Regions from separate parts of the Mus musculus genome. Here region 1 is linked to region 2. The links are chromatin loops, found by intact Hi-C in ENCODE. Cell type or tissue: gastrocnemius. All regions are shown on one strand. Each heading gives the region's core, and the rest is flanking DNA. Links, peaks and the distances in the headings are about the cores only.

Region 1 (6,465 bases), core at 620-5,619, 52 kb after region 2:
GGCAGCCTCTCATTCTCTGACTCCTTCTGTCTTCACCCGGGTCTAGCTTGTTCTTCCTTCAACCCATCTCTGTAAGACTCTCCAGGTAAAACGGCCTCCTTCTCTTTCCTCTCTCTTCTCATGTTAGTAGGGCAGATCCTATTCTGTCAAATCTTTCTCTGATTTGTCACTTTGCCATTCAATTTCACATCACTTTCAAATATGGCTGCTTTCTTCTACAAATTAACTTTACCTTCATTGTTTGGGATTAAGGATGTATAGTAAGGGTGTGTCTGTATTCCAGCCAGGGGAATTAAAGGTGTGTGCTAAGGCTGAGCCACACCACAACCAGAAACGGGTTTTTCAGGTAAACAACACAATCTTGGGGTTCAAAATGTCATCAAATATCCTGCAACAAAGTAATGATTCTCCTGGAAGTACAGATTATGTTTGAGTTTTCATTACACATCCATGTTCAGTCACAATTAGAAAATATAAATAGAACAGATTTCATTTTTTAAGATTTTATTTATTTATTTATTTATTATTTTATGTATATGAGTACACTGTAGCTGTACAGATGGTTGTAAGCCTTCATGTGGTTGATGGGAATTGAATTTTTAGGACCTCTGCATGCTCCAGTCAACTCTACTCACTCAGTCTCTGCTCACTCCAGCCCAAAGGTTTATTTATTATTTATACATAAGTATACTGTAGCTGTCTTCAGACTCACCATAAGAGGATGTCAGATCTCAACCTGCAGGTGGTTGTGAGCTACTGTGTGGTTTCTGGGATTTGAACTCAAGACTTTCAGAAAACCAGTCAGTGCTCTTACCCTCTGAGTCATCTCGCCAGCCGCAGATTTTATTTTTATTATCGGCCCTATAAGTCCAATGTAAAGAATCTAAAGAAAGTCTCCTCCAAAGCAAACACATTTATTATACGACAGCCTGCTTTTAGGCTGACAGTTTGGAAAGCCCTCCAGACAAGCAGAAAATATCTGAACCGGTCTTTTTATAAATAGCAAGTACTAATACATAACTTCTTTTACTATATGTTTCATAATCTACACTATAAAGTAAGAAACCCTTATTTTAGCTAACCTATCTGACTTACTGATTTACTCCTCCAAGGGTGTACCCTGTATGAATCCCCATCTTTAAAGTATGTTTTCAGAGAACTCTAAGTGTATTGTAAAGGGAGGCCTTGAATCTGTAACCTATTCTCCTGGTCAGTAGAGATTATTAATTGTCTCTGTTTATCTTGCACCAATTATACGTTTTGTGTCTGCTCCAGAGCAGATGCCCCAAGAAGGTTCCAGGAGAAATGGCCTCATCTAGCTGTGTGCTTCTTTGTGCTTAATGATATTCAGGGCCTAAAGAAGACTTTCAAATAGTGGCCAGAAAACAATATGTTTAGAACTTTCCTTACAAAGACTCAGACACAGTTTTCTTGGGGAAAGACATAAAATGAATCACAATGCAGAAAGCTCCCAAGAGGGCAGCATGCAGAGACCAAAACGCAAAAGTTAGAGATCAAAGGGCAGCGACTTCAGCATTCAGCTCAGCTTAGCTGGAATGTGTCAAACAGCTGTGCTGCTTCATGACTCTCACCATTTCCAGTAGGCACGACTGTGCCAAGTCATACTCAGTAAATAAAAATAAGTAAGTATAAAAAAAGAAGAGCTGGCTTACCAAGAGACGGTGATTGCTGCCAAGTCTAACAACCTGAGTTTGATCCCTGGATCCTGCCTGGGTGAAGGAGAGAAGCAACTCCTAAGTGACCTCAACACACAAGCCCTAAATTAACCAATCAGAGACCTAGGTCTCTGCATCTCTGTTACAGGTGTGCACTTGGTGTTCTTTTTTTTTTTTTTTTTTTTTTAATTTATTTATTTATTTATTACATGTAAGTACACTGTAGCTGTCTTCAGACCCTCCAGAAGAGGGCGTCAGATCTCATTACGGATGGTTGTGAGCCACCATGTGGTTGCTGGGATTTGAACTTCGGACCTTCGGAAGAGCAGTCGGGTGCTCTTACCCGCTGAGCCATCTCACCAGCCCAACACTTGGTGTTCTTGTGGGACTTCTAACAGTGTGAATGGAGTCTGTCTCTGACTCTTGGCTTTTGGGACCCTATTCCTCCTCCTGGGTCGCCTTGTCAAGCCCTGATATAAGGGGATGTGCCTAGTCTTACTGCATCTTGATGTGCCATGTTTGGTTGATAACCCCAGGAGGCCAACCCTTTCTGAAAGAAAACAGAGGAAAAGTGGATCTGGGGGAGAGGGGAGGTAATGGGGAGAGACTGGGAGGAGAGGAGGGAGGGAAGCTGGGGCTGAGGTATAATATATGAGTGAAGAATAAATAAATAGCCAGGCATGGTGGCACTCGCTTTTAATTTCAGCACTCGGGAGGCAGAGGCAGGTGGATTTCTGAGTTCTAGGCCAGCCTGGTCTACAATGTGAGTTCCAGGACAGCCAGAGCTACGCAGAGAAACCCTGTCTCAAAAAAACAAAACAAAAAAATAATTAATTAATTAACTAATTAATTAATTAAAAATTTAAAAGAGTGTGCCATGTTTTAGTTACTTTTCTATTGCTGTGAAGAGACTACGATGAAGGCAGCTTATAAAAGAAAGCATTTAGGCCGGGCGTGGTGGTGCACGCCTTTAATCCCAGCACTCCGGAGGCAGAGGCAGGCGGATTTCTGAGTTCGAGGCCAGCCTGGTGTACAAAGTGAGTTCCAGGACAGCCAGGGCTATACAGAGAAACCCTGTCTCGAAAAACCAAAAAAAAAAAAAAAAAAAAAGAAAGAAAGAAAGAAAGAAAGAAAGAAAGAAAGAAAGAAAGAAAGAAAGCATTTAGTTGGGGGCTTGCTCAGTTTCAGAAGGTGAGTCCATGGTCATTGAAGCAGAAAACATGATAGTAGGCAGGCATGCCTGGTCCCAGAACTGCAGCTGAGACCTGGAGCCTCTCAGGATGGAGGTAGAGAGAAACCTGAAAGCCCACCTCCATTGACACACCTCCTCCTCCAACAAGGCCATGCCCCCTAATCCTTCCCAAACAGTTCCAATAACTAGGAAGCAAGCCGTCAGATATATGAACCTAGTGGGGCCATTCTCACTCAAACAACCACAGCATATATTTATTAAATCAATACTCGGAAAATATTTGAGTATTTGCTAATACAGCAAGGGCTGAAAAGTAAGCACAGGGCTGGAAACAAATCTGAGAGTTCCATGGGAGTTCCTAGTTAGCAGGAGTTCTGCTCTAGTTAAATCAGAAATCACCAACAACTTTTATAATTGATTGTTCCATCTATGTTTATAAGACTAATACTAAAAACAGACTTCCTCTTAATTGCAGAGGTCTGCCTCCTCCCAGCTGTGGAGAAGGGTGCCAGAGTTTGGTATCCAGTAGGATTCTTTTCTACCTAGCAACCCATAAACAAAGGAAAAAGCTTTTTGCCATTGGCAGGTCTCTGTTTAGCAGTTTGGCATGAAGACACTGGACTTAATTTTAGCTACTGACTCTGCATTTTAGCAGAGATGGGAAAGAATGTCCTTTTTTTTTTTTTTTTTTTTTTTTTTTTGAGATAGGATTTCATGTAGCCCAGGCTGGTTTTGAATTGGCTATCTACTTGAGGGTGACCTTGGATTTCTGATCCTTTTGCCTCTATCCCTCAAGTGTTAGGATTATAGACATATGCCAGCACAGCCCACAAGTTTGTAGTGCCAGCCCCACAGTTCACCCAGTGCTGAAGATCACACCCAGTGCTTCGAGCATGATAGGCAAGCACGCTACCATTTAAGCTACATCCCCAGCCCGAGAGTGTAACTGTTCAGAGGGCATCTAACCAGTGTGAACTCCTCTGAAGTGTTACAGCAGACAGACAAGGAAGAAGGAAAGGCAGAAGGCATCTTATATCTGTAACTGTCCTAGTGCCTGAACCTTAGCAAGGAACAAGGGGAAGGCTTTTCAAAGCAATGACAGGGCTGAGGAGATGGCCCAGAGCAGTGGCTGCTCTTCCAGAAGACCAAGATTCAAGTCCTAGACCCTACATGGAGGCTCACAACCATCTGTAACTGAAGTTCCAGAAGATCTAGCACCTTCTTTGGGCTTCTGTGGGTATTGCACACACTTGATGCCCAGATATTCATACAGGCAAAACACCTGTACCTGTAAAATAATAAATTTTAAAAATTACCTGCCTTCATATTTGCTATAATACAGCAAAGGCTCATCACAGAGGCTGTGGGAAAGAGGCTCCTTCTCTTCCATACCTCTAAGTGAGGGGCACTAACACCACACCTTCCACATTGTCTAGCCAAGTGTCTCATCATGCTTGCAATCTCAGCACTCAGGAGGATGGCTAATGCAGAGGACCACTGTGAGTTCAAGGCTAACCCGCGCTACATCGGAAGACCCTATCAAAAACTTGTAACAACACCAATAATAAATTTCCTTAATACAGTTCTTTTGTAAGATCAACACAACTTTATTGGTTTCCTATGAATCCCTTCAACAATTTTTTTGTGTTTGTTTGATTGTTTGTTTGTTTTGAGGCAGGGTTTCTCTGTGTAGCCCTGACTGTCCTGGAACTCACTTTGTAGACCAGGCTGGCCTTGAATTCAGAAATCCACTTACCTCTGCCTCCTGAGTGCTGGGACTAAAGGTGTGTGCCACCACGCCCAGCAACAATTTTCTATTAGGTTAGCACAACTCATACAAGAAGTTTGACTGCAAAGGGATTTTATTCAAGGTCAATGTGAGTTTTCATCAACAAGTCCAGGAATTAGGCCCAGATTTCCAGCCCCTACAGCTGGCCCATTCCACCACCACCACCACCACCACCACCACCACCCCCACATTGGAAAACAACCCTCCCCTTCCATGGCTCACACTGTTCTAGTCTCAGACTCTGCTGATGCCCTCCTAGGAACAGACTCTCCCACTGCAGCCAAGGGTTCTACCCCACACTGCCAAGGCAGGGGGAGAATTTCAGGAAGGTAGTAATGGGGAATGGGTGTGTCTGTAGAAATCCCAAAGTTGTCACTGCCTGATCTACCATGAATATCACACAAGACATCCAGCTAAAGCTGACGTTTATGTAAACAAAAATGGTTGTTTGGTAGAAATACAGCCCATGCAATATTTGGGATGGTGCATAAATTAACCACATATTTCTTGGTTTGGATGGAGGTTTGGGAGGTTGTTTAGGTTAAGTTTGGAGTTTGTTGATGTTGTTGAAACAATCTCACTATGTAGCTCTAACTGGCCTGAAACCCTCTTCTGCAGACTGGTTTGACCTCAGACTCACAGAGATCTACCCACCTCTGCCTCCAAGGCTCTGGGATCAAAGACACTGGAGACTGTGTCCAGCCTATCACTCATGTATTTACTACACGACACCCAGATTAACGGAGTGTCCTTCCTTGTATCTAGCAGTCCATGCATCCATTTCTACAGCAGTGCCCACAGATTTAAATAATGAAGGAGAGGAAACTCAGTCAGGACAGAGATGCTGCACACTGATGCTTTTCTTCCAAAACCTGGGAGGGTCGCCCTAAGTGATGTGTAAAACAGTGCCCCACTGCTTCCACCAGAAAACTGGGCTGCTTGCTATTTCAGTGGTAGTGGTTGTGGTTGTTGTTGTTTTTCTTTTTTTTTCTTTTTTTTTTTTTTTTTTTTTTGGTTTTTCGAGACAGGGTTTCTCTGTATAGCCCTGGTTGTCCTGGAACTCACTTTGTAGACCAGGCTGGCCTCGAACTCAGAAATCTGCCTGCCTCTGCCTCCCAAGTGCTGGGATTAAAGGCAAGTGCCACCATGCCCGGCTGGTTGTTGTTGATAAGGAGAAATGGTACATATTTGTCTTAGTTAGGGTTTTACTGCTGTGAACAGACACCATGACCAAGGCAACTCTTATAAGGACAATATTTAAATGGGATTGGCTTACAGGTTCAGAGGTTCAGTCCATTATCACCAAGGTGGCAGGAGGAACTAAGAATTCTACCTCTTGGGCTGGAAAGATGGCTCAGCGGTTAAGAGCACTGACTGCTCTTCTGAAGGTCCTGAGTTCAAATCCCAGCAACATGGTAGCTCACAACCATCCATAATGAGATCTGATGCCTTCTTCTGGTGTCTGAAGACAGCAACAGTGTACTTAGATATAATAATTTAAAAAAAAAGAATCCTACATCTTCATCTGAAGGCTGCTTGGAGAATACTGGCTTTCAGGCAGCTAGGACATAACTATTAAAGCCATGACTACAGTGACACACCTACTCCAACAGGGCCACACCTCCTAATAGTGCCACTCCCTAGGCAAAGCATGTGCAAACCAACACAACATGTAAGTAGCTGTGTTACTGGGTGTGGGTAGGTATATGTCTTTGTGTATGCTTATGTATATGGAGATCAGCTCTAACCAGGAGAAATAGGCTAGACTGGATGGTCACTGAGCTCCACGCCCCTCCTCTGCTTCTCCA
Region 2 (6,465 bases), core at 763-5,762:
CTGGTGTTTTAATGTTACTTCAGATATTTGCTCCTGCCCCCAGTTTCTAAGGGGCTATCTGGCATTAGGTTTGTTGTTGCTATTTTCTGGAAAGACTGACTAGGAAGGTCAGAAAAGAGAGGAAGGAGATGGATAACGCAGACAACAGCTTTGTGAAGAAATAACATGAGGTGTTTTCCCCTCATTACTCACTGGAAAGGAATCCCTACATTCTGACTGGGTAACATTGCTTGTAGTCTGGAAAACACTAGTCTCCTGATCGTAATTCGTTCAGAAAGAACCTATAAAGCCCATTTGAAAGGGTTTGATCAGGCGTGTTGGTATGTGCCTGTTACCTTAGCACCCAAGAAGTTGAGGCAAAAGTATTGAAAGTTCAAAGCCAGCCTAGACTACAAACTTAATGAATCCTAGCCAGCCTGGGTTCCACTGTGAGCCTCTTTCTAAGAAAAAAAATCTTGTATTGATTACTAAAATTAATTTAATGTAAGTCAGAATTATGGTGGAGTTTCCTTAAAAAATGTATCCTAAGGCAGTCATCAATTTATAATTATTTCAAAAAAGTCAAAAGGTCAACTTCACACACACACACACACAGGTTGAGGTATTTTCTCCATTATGAAAGCTACAATGGCAAATGGCCAAATGTAATTATATTAATAAATGACCTTTGAGGAATTCCTGAGTTTAACATTAGTAATTATAAAAGAATTCGGGTGGCAATTGAAATTTGAATTTGGAAAGGTGTTTGACAATATTAGGAACTAGTTCTTAACTTTCTTACCATGTGGATACATCTGTCAGTATGGAAAAGAATGCATTTATTTGTTTCCCTGTTTGTTTACCTACTTACTGGTAGTTCTAGAGAGCAATTCCAGAGCATCTTTCATGAGGCAAGTACTCTACAGCTCAGCTACATTCCAATCCCAGAATACCCTTATTTCTAGAAGAGGCACAATGAAGCTTAGTGGTACCTACACACTTAGCTTAGCTCTCCATGTCAAATATATACACACATATTGGGGAGATGCTAGTAAGCTCCCCACATCAAATATACACACACATACGGAGATTCTTTTAAGCATGACAAAGTGGAGTTTTTGTTGTTGTTTGAGACAGTATCTACCATGTAGCCCTGGTTGGCCTAGTACTCGCCATGTAGCCCAGGGTGACCTTAAAAACCATAGCAATGCTCTTACCTCACCCTTCCTAGTGCTGGAATTACAGGTATTGGCCACCATACACAGTTGATAAAATAAGGAATTATTAAGTCTAGTGAGTGGGTATATTGATACTTATTTTACCATTTGTGCGTATATTTACTAACAAAGTTAAGTTAGTAACTCCAAGGGCAGTGGGTAAACTAAAGACAAAGTACAGCCCTTCTAAGCTGACCATCTTCTTCACTCTCTTGGAAAATCTCATTCAGACATCAAGGAATCTACCAACACATAGCTAAGAAGTTACTAAACAGCCACATAGGTGAGCTCCTTGGTGAATTCTAAGCCAGGAACGAAAGAGAGAGAAAGAGAGAGACAGAGAGAGAGAGAGAGAGAGAGAGAGAGAGAGAGAGAGAGAGAGAGAAGACAACATCCAAGGTTGTCCTGTGGTGTACACACAGATGTATACACACACACACACACACACACACAGAGTGCCTTTAGGTGTTTTAAGTGTTAGGTGGACTCCAGCAAAACAGAACAGAGAGCAATTAACTGGTCTAACAACACTGATCCTTTCCAGGGGTTCAAAACCATCTTTTAGTGCACTTTAGAAGGAGCAATTACTAACTACAGAGAGATGCTGACAACCACCAAAGTTACATCTAGAAACTCGGTTAGCCCTGTGCATACCTGGCTGACCTCCCATGGATACCCGGAACTTATCCCAAACACCTCTGTCTGCTGTGCTCTTAAATGAAAGGCAAGGAATGAAACCCAAGAGCCTGTGTTCTTCAGAAGACAGTAATGAACTCTCACAAACTCCAGTAACTGAGGTCTTCTAAGCCCAATGAAAACAGCCTTGGATAAATCCATGGCCCATGCTGTTGCTTCCTCGTGGGCAGACATAACTTATTCATCTACTGTTTTTCAGGCTTTGTTGGTGCTGGGTGATCAGACATGTTCAGAATAGAGTTTGGAAGTGAAGTGACATAGCATATGTGGTCTGGCTACCCCATCATCTGCTTTTAGGGATGAGAAACAGATGTAACAATGCAAAGCAATGACTCAAAACTGCTGGTGAGCTCTCCTCCTTTCTGGTCATTTCTTGGAAAGAAAGCTTAGAAGATAAACTTGACAAATAGAGGTTCCCCAAAAGTGAACAACAAGAGGAACGGGCCCTGTGCTGTCCTATTTTTCAGCCTTTGTATTGGTGAGAAAAGACAACTGTGAAATTATTTCAAAGAGCTCTTTATCCCAAACTGAAAACATACTACACCAAAAGCAGGACTCAAAAGGAATGAACCATAATGCTTAATATACTTGAAAACACAAAAGGTTGTGTTCCTTTGTGACTGGGGAAGAAAAAGAATGTCACTGTGAGCCAACTACATGCCTGAGAATTCCAAGTCTTACCTAGGTACAAGGATGCATTGTCTTTCTTGACGTTGTCATCTAAATAGGTTGGTCCCAGGGTGTAAATCGGTGTAGAGCCCATTCCAATGAGAACCTGTGCACAAACGAATAAAGCCACGTAGATCCAGTGACTATTTCCTCCCGAGTCCTTGGGACAGGGAGGAGGCTCCAAGATGGCTGTGGAGTTGCCATTCTGACAAAGGCCATCGTTGGAGGCCGAAGCGTTCAACTCTTGGATTTGATAGGGGGGTGAGATAAAGTGAGGTAAAGCGAAGAGCGCAGCCCCGATGGCAATAAGAAGTCCACCCACTGCCAGCCATAGGGGCCTTCGCCCACGGCCACCAAAGTAGCTGACGAACACCACCACCACCAGGTTTCCTATATCAAAGCAGCTGACCAGCAGCCCTGACTCAGAACTCTTCAAGCTATAGCGCCTTTCGATGGTGGTGATGACACTGCTCAGGTACCCAGAGACCATTAACGCCTGGATGAAAGTCAGAAAACACATGCACACTAAGAAGCAGCGAGAATCCGTAAGGACCACGTAGAGACACCTTCTCTCCTGGAGTGTGGCCAAAGTGGAAGATACTGACACAGTTTTGCTGGGGTCCATCCTGTGGTTACAGTCCATGAGTTCCGTTGTAGTGCCTGCCGAAGTGGATGGAGCAGAAGGGCTGGGGACTATCAAGTTCCGTCCTAGATGCGTCTCCTGGCGACCTGGAGCTTCATTGCAACCCAAGGCCAGTTTGCCATCTGCATTCCCAGCACTGAAATTCTGCCGGCAGGAGGCGCTGTGCAGGACCGGTAAACTCTTAGACCTGAAGGACTCTGACTCGCACTTCTCTTGGACAGCTCCAACCGAAGACGGTGCCTCTAGCTGCTGTTGGGCCCGAGACTGCGCATCCCCTTCGTCCATGGCTCTTAAAATGTGATCGCTGATTCCATATAAGGCCTCCGGCACTTTTCATCCACCTGAACGAGGGGCTGATGCCCGGCCCACTCAGTCGTCTCCTCCTGAGACCCGGGCTGGGGATGGCAGAGCCTGGAAGCAAAACATCTCAGCAGCAGGGAGGTGCCCAGAGCATCCTGACCCGAGGCACAACAAGAAGCCACCTTGTACCGGGGGAGGTAAAGGTCCACGCGGTCCTTCGAGGAGTCCTGCTTGGTGTCCACTCTCAGGGATAGCTCGCGGTAGGCGCTTTGCGCGTCCGGTGCTCATCCCCTCCGCCGCCGCCTCTCAGACGGTGGCCAGAAGCTAGAGCGACCTGGGCCCAGTGTGGGGTCTCTTAGCGCAACTGTCCGAACAACATCCCACTTTGTGGCTCCAGGGGTGTTCGGTGCCCACCGCAAGGCTTGTGACACACAGGGTCGTGAAGCTGCCGACCTGTAAAGCAGAGAATTGATGGTCAGAGGGACGGATGCACTTGGGGCTGGCAACCCGGGGTCCGGTGACTAGTGCTAAGTAACCTCGTGGACCCCAGAGGGACCGAGGTGCTAGCCAGGAGCTGAACCGTGCAGGAGGGACCTGCAGAGACTGCAGCCTCAAGTCCCGGAACAATGAGCAGCAGGCGGTCCGCCAAGACTCTCGCTCATTGTCTGCGGCGGGCCTGCCCCCGCCCCGCCCCTTTTGCCTTAAACAGTGCGTTTGCTTTTATATGTTAATAATTATCAGCCTGGCAGCTCTGACTCAGAAGGCAGTGTCTTTTATTCGAGTGAACTAATAGCAACCTTCTGGTACTCCTACTCCATGACTCAAAATAGAAGATTCCCAGAAGAACAAAGGAAAGTTTTTTTTTTCCTTTTACAAGCACACAATACATTCCTGGTCTCAAATTTTAAAATACATTTTTAAGCGGTAGAAAGAAAACTACGTGTAGAAATATGTGTGCACACTTGTACACTGGCACGTGTGCGCGACGAGATGTGAATGCGTCCGCTCCATCAAACACCTACTTAAAGTCAAAGACAGCGCGTGGGGGGAGGGGATCAACATGCTTGCGTGGTTATTCTCTACACTAAAAATAGCCCCTTGCCGGAAAGAACTATATTCAATTACAAGTAACGAGGGCATTCGAGGCTGTGGCCCACGTTAAGTCCCAGAGCGCAAGGTTGAGCGAAACCGAAAATCAATTTGCTTTGCAAATGGTTGAGTGAAGCCACACCAAACAAAGAGACGCTGGCAAGCTGGCACAGCGTGCGCGGGGAGCCCACCGAAACGGCTCAACACAGGCACGCCGGCCCGGAGGTGTGCTATTTGCCAAGCACACCCTGAGAGCGTGAGGTGTGCGAAGGCCTGAAGTATAACACACACACACACACACACACACACACACACACACACACACACACGAGTTCACTTTGTGCGAGCCAGCGCTTGGTTTGAATTCAGCGAGCGCTAATACAGGTGCGCCTCCGCTGTAAACCCCATCCCTAATCTTGGGGAACCCTATACTCCTCCTGCCCCGGCGGCGAAGTGCACCAGATGGGAGGCATTGGGGTTCTGCTGCGTTGGGTTTCGTTCTGAGCTTTTGTGATGCTGCTGCGAAAAGAAAAAAGATGAGAGAGGCGGCTACAACATCTCCCAGTATTGTTCAGGACCGGACTGCCAGTGGCTTGCAAGCCGGCACTTGGGCTCCGCCCGCTCACCCCTGCGCCTTCCCGGGGAACTCCACCCGTGGCTGCACGCCGAGCTGGGGAATCCCGGCGTCGGAGCCCCTGGCTGAGGGAGCAGCCGCATCGCGACGCAGACTCGCATGGGATGGACACGCGGATCCCCGCCCCGAGCTCTCGGAACCAACGCGGAATCCTAGGGACATCCCCTCCGCGCGCGCGCACGCACACACACACACACACACACACACACACACACACACACACAGCCGGTGGGAGGACAGAACCGCCAGGCACAGCTCGCCGCTCTGCTAGGCGCACAAGCTTTCGCAACTCACTAGCGAGGGTGACGACCAATCTGCCGGGCTGGGAGAGGATCAGCCGCTGTAGGACGGCAGCGGTGGGGGAAGATGGGCCAGCCGCCTGCGGAGACCGTCTCGGTCCCGCCGCCGAGAAATCAGGGAGTGAGACTGCGAGTCGAGCTGGCTAACTCTTCCCCCAACCTCTGGCCTGTCACCCAAGCCTCTTCTCCCCAGGCAGACACACACGCACAGAGACGCGCCAGGACCGGAGCAGCAGAGGGCGCAGGCGCGCGGGCAGCCACCCAGCCCAGCCCTCAGGCAACCAGCCACCCCGCTGCCCTTCATCTGTACAGTGGGAAGACGAACCGCACTGAAGCCCCAAGGGTGCGGGTGTCTTTAAGTCACCAAGGTGGACAGAAAGACCATCTCATGTGAAATACTTCTATTGGCTTCTACCATGTTCACCACACACCATGTCTTTTCTACCATAGCAGATTCTGGGGACCAAAGTGGAACAAGATCCCTAATGTTAGGGAAACTTGTCTTGCCCTCTCCCATCCCCCGCCAAAATATCCACGTAAAAGGATTTTATACAGTTCATTCTATACAGTGTGCGACTGCAGAACTAGACACCCATTCACTTTCCTGTCCGGATCAGGAAGGGCACTTGCAAAGGCACAGAGGCATGGCACTACAAGTAAATCAGTTTTCTCAAGAGCGGCAGGGAACAGGACACAGGGGGTTCGTGACTTGTGTACTGTCAGTCCCAAGGGGCCATGGCATTCTGCCTTTCTTACCAGAAATAGCTTTGTCAATAGTGGTGGACTGTTGTGAGTACAGAGACAGACATATTGATATGTGACGAGGCAGGGAGACAGAAAACAGGTTGAGAAAGTAGAAGTGGCTAGCCTAGTTAGGCCGATGGGGTGGCGGGGGATGCTGTGGGAGGGGTCAGATCTCACACTTGAGTGGTGAACAGA

The links. A loop is a pair of places that touch in the nucleus more often than their neighbours do. Peaks named below come from ENCODE experiments on the same cell type or tissue, not always from the same donor. Only the 100,000 strongest peaks of a DNase experiment are listed, where the experiment ranks them.
Region 1: a loop joins it to region 2, with 3 times the contacts of the local background. A loop is called at or near these places in 6 of 42 quality-filtered maps.

What each region holds. Positions count from the first base shown.
Region 1 is chr1:13,039,096-13,045,560 of GRCm38, forward strand. No RefSeq gene overlaps it. Among named protein-coding and RNA genes, the nearest start is that of Slco5a1, 51 kb to the left of the region's middle. In gastrocnemius, for the core only: no CTCF peak of the experiment used is centred there; no DNase peak of the experiment used is centred there; H3K27ac peaks cover 1,764 bases.
Region 2 is chr1:12,987,007-12,993,471 of GRCm38, forward strand. Slco5a1 (solute carrier organic anion transporter family, member 5A1) reads right to left here and starts at 4,129. Exons shown (of 9, transcript NM_172841.2): 1 at 2,574-4,129. The coding sequence starts at 3,489. In gastrocnemius, for the core only: CTCF peaks have their summits at 3,355 (motif pointing right) and 5,744 (motif pointing right); DNase peaks (open chromatin) are centred at 2,874, 3,358, 3,733, 4,128 and 3 more places; H3K4me3 peaks cover 4,878 bases; H3K27ac peaks cover 2,316 bases.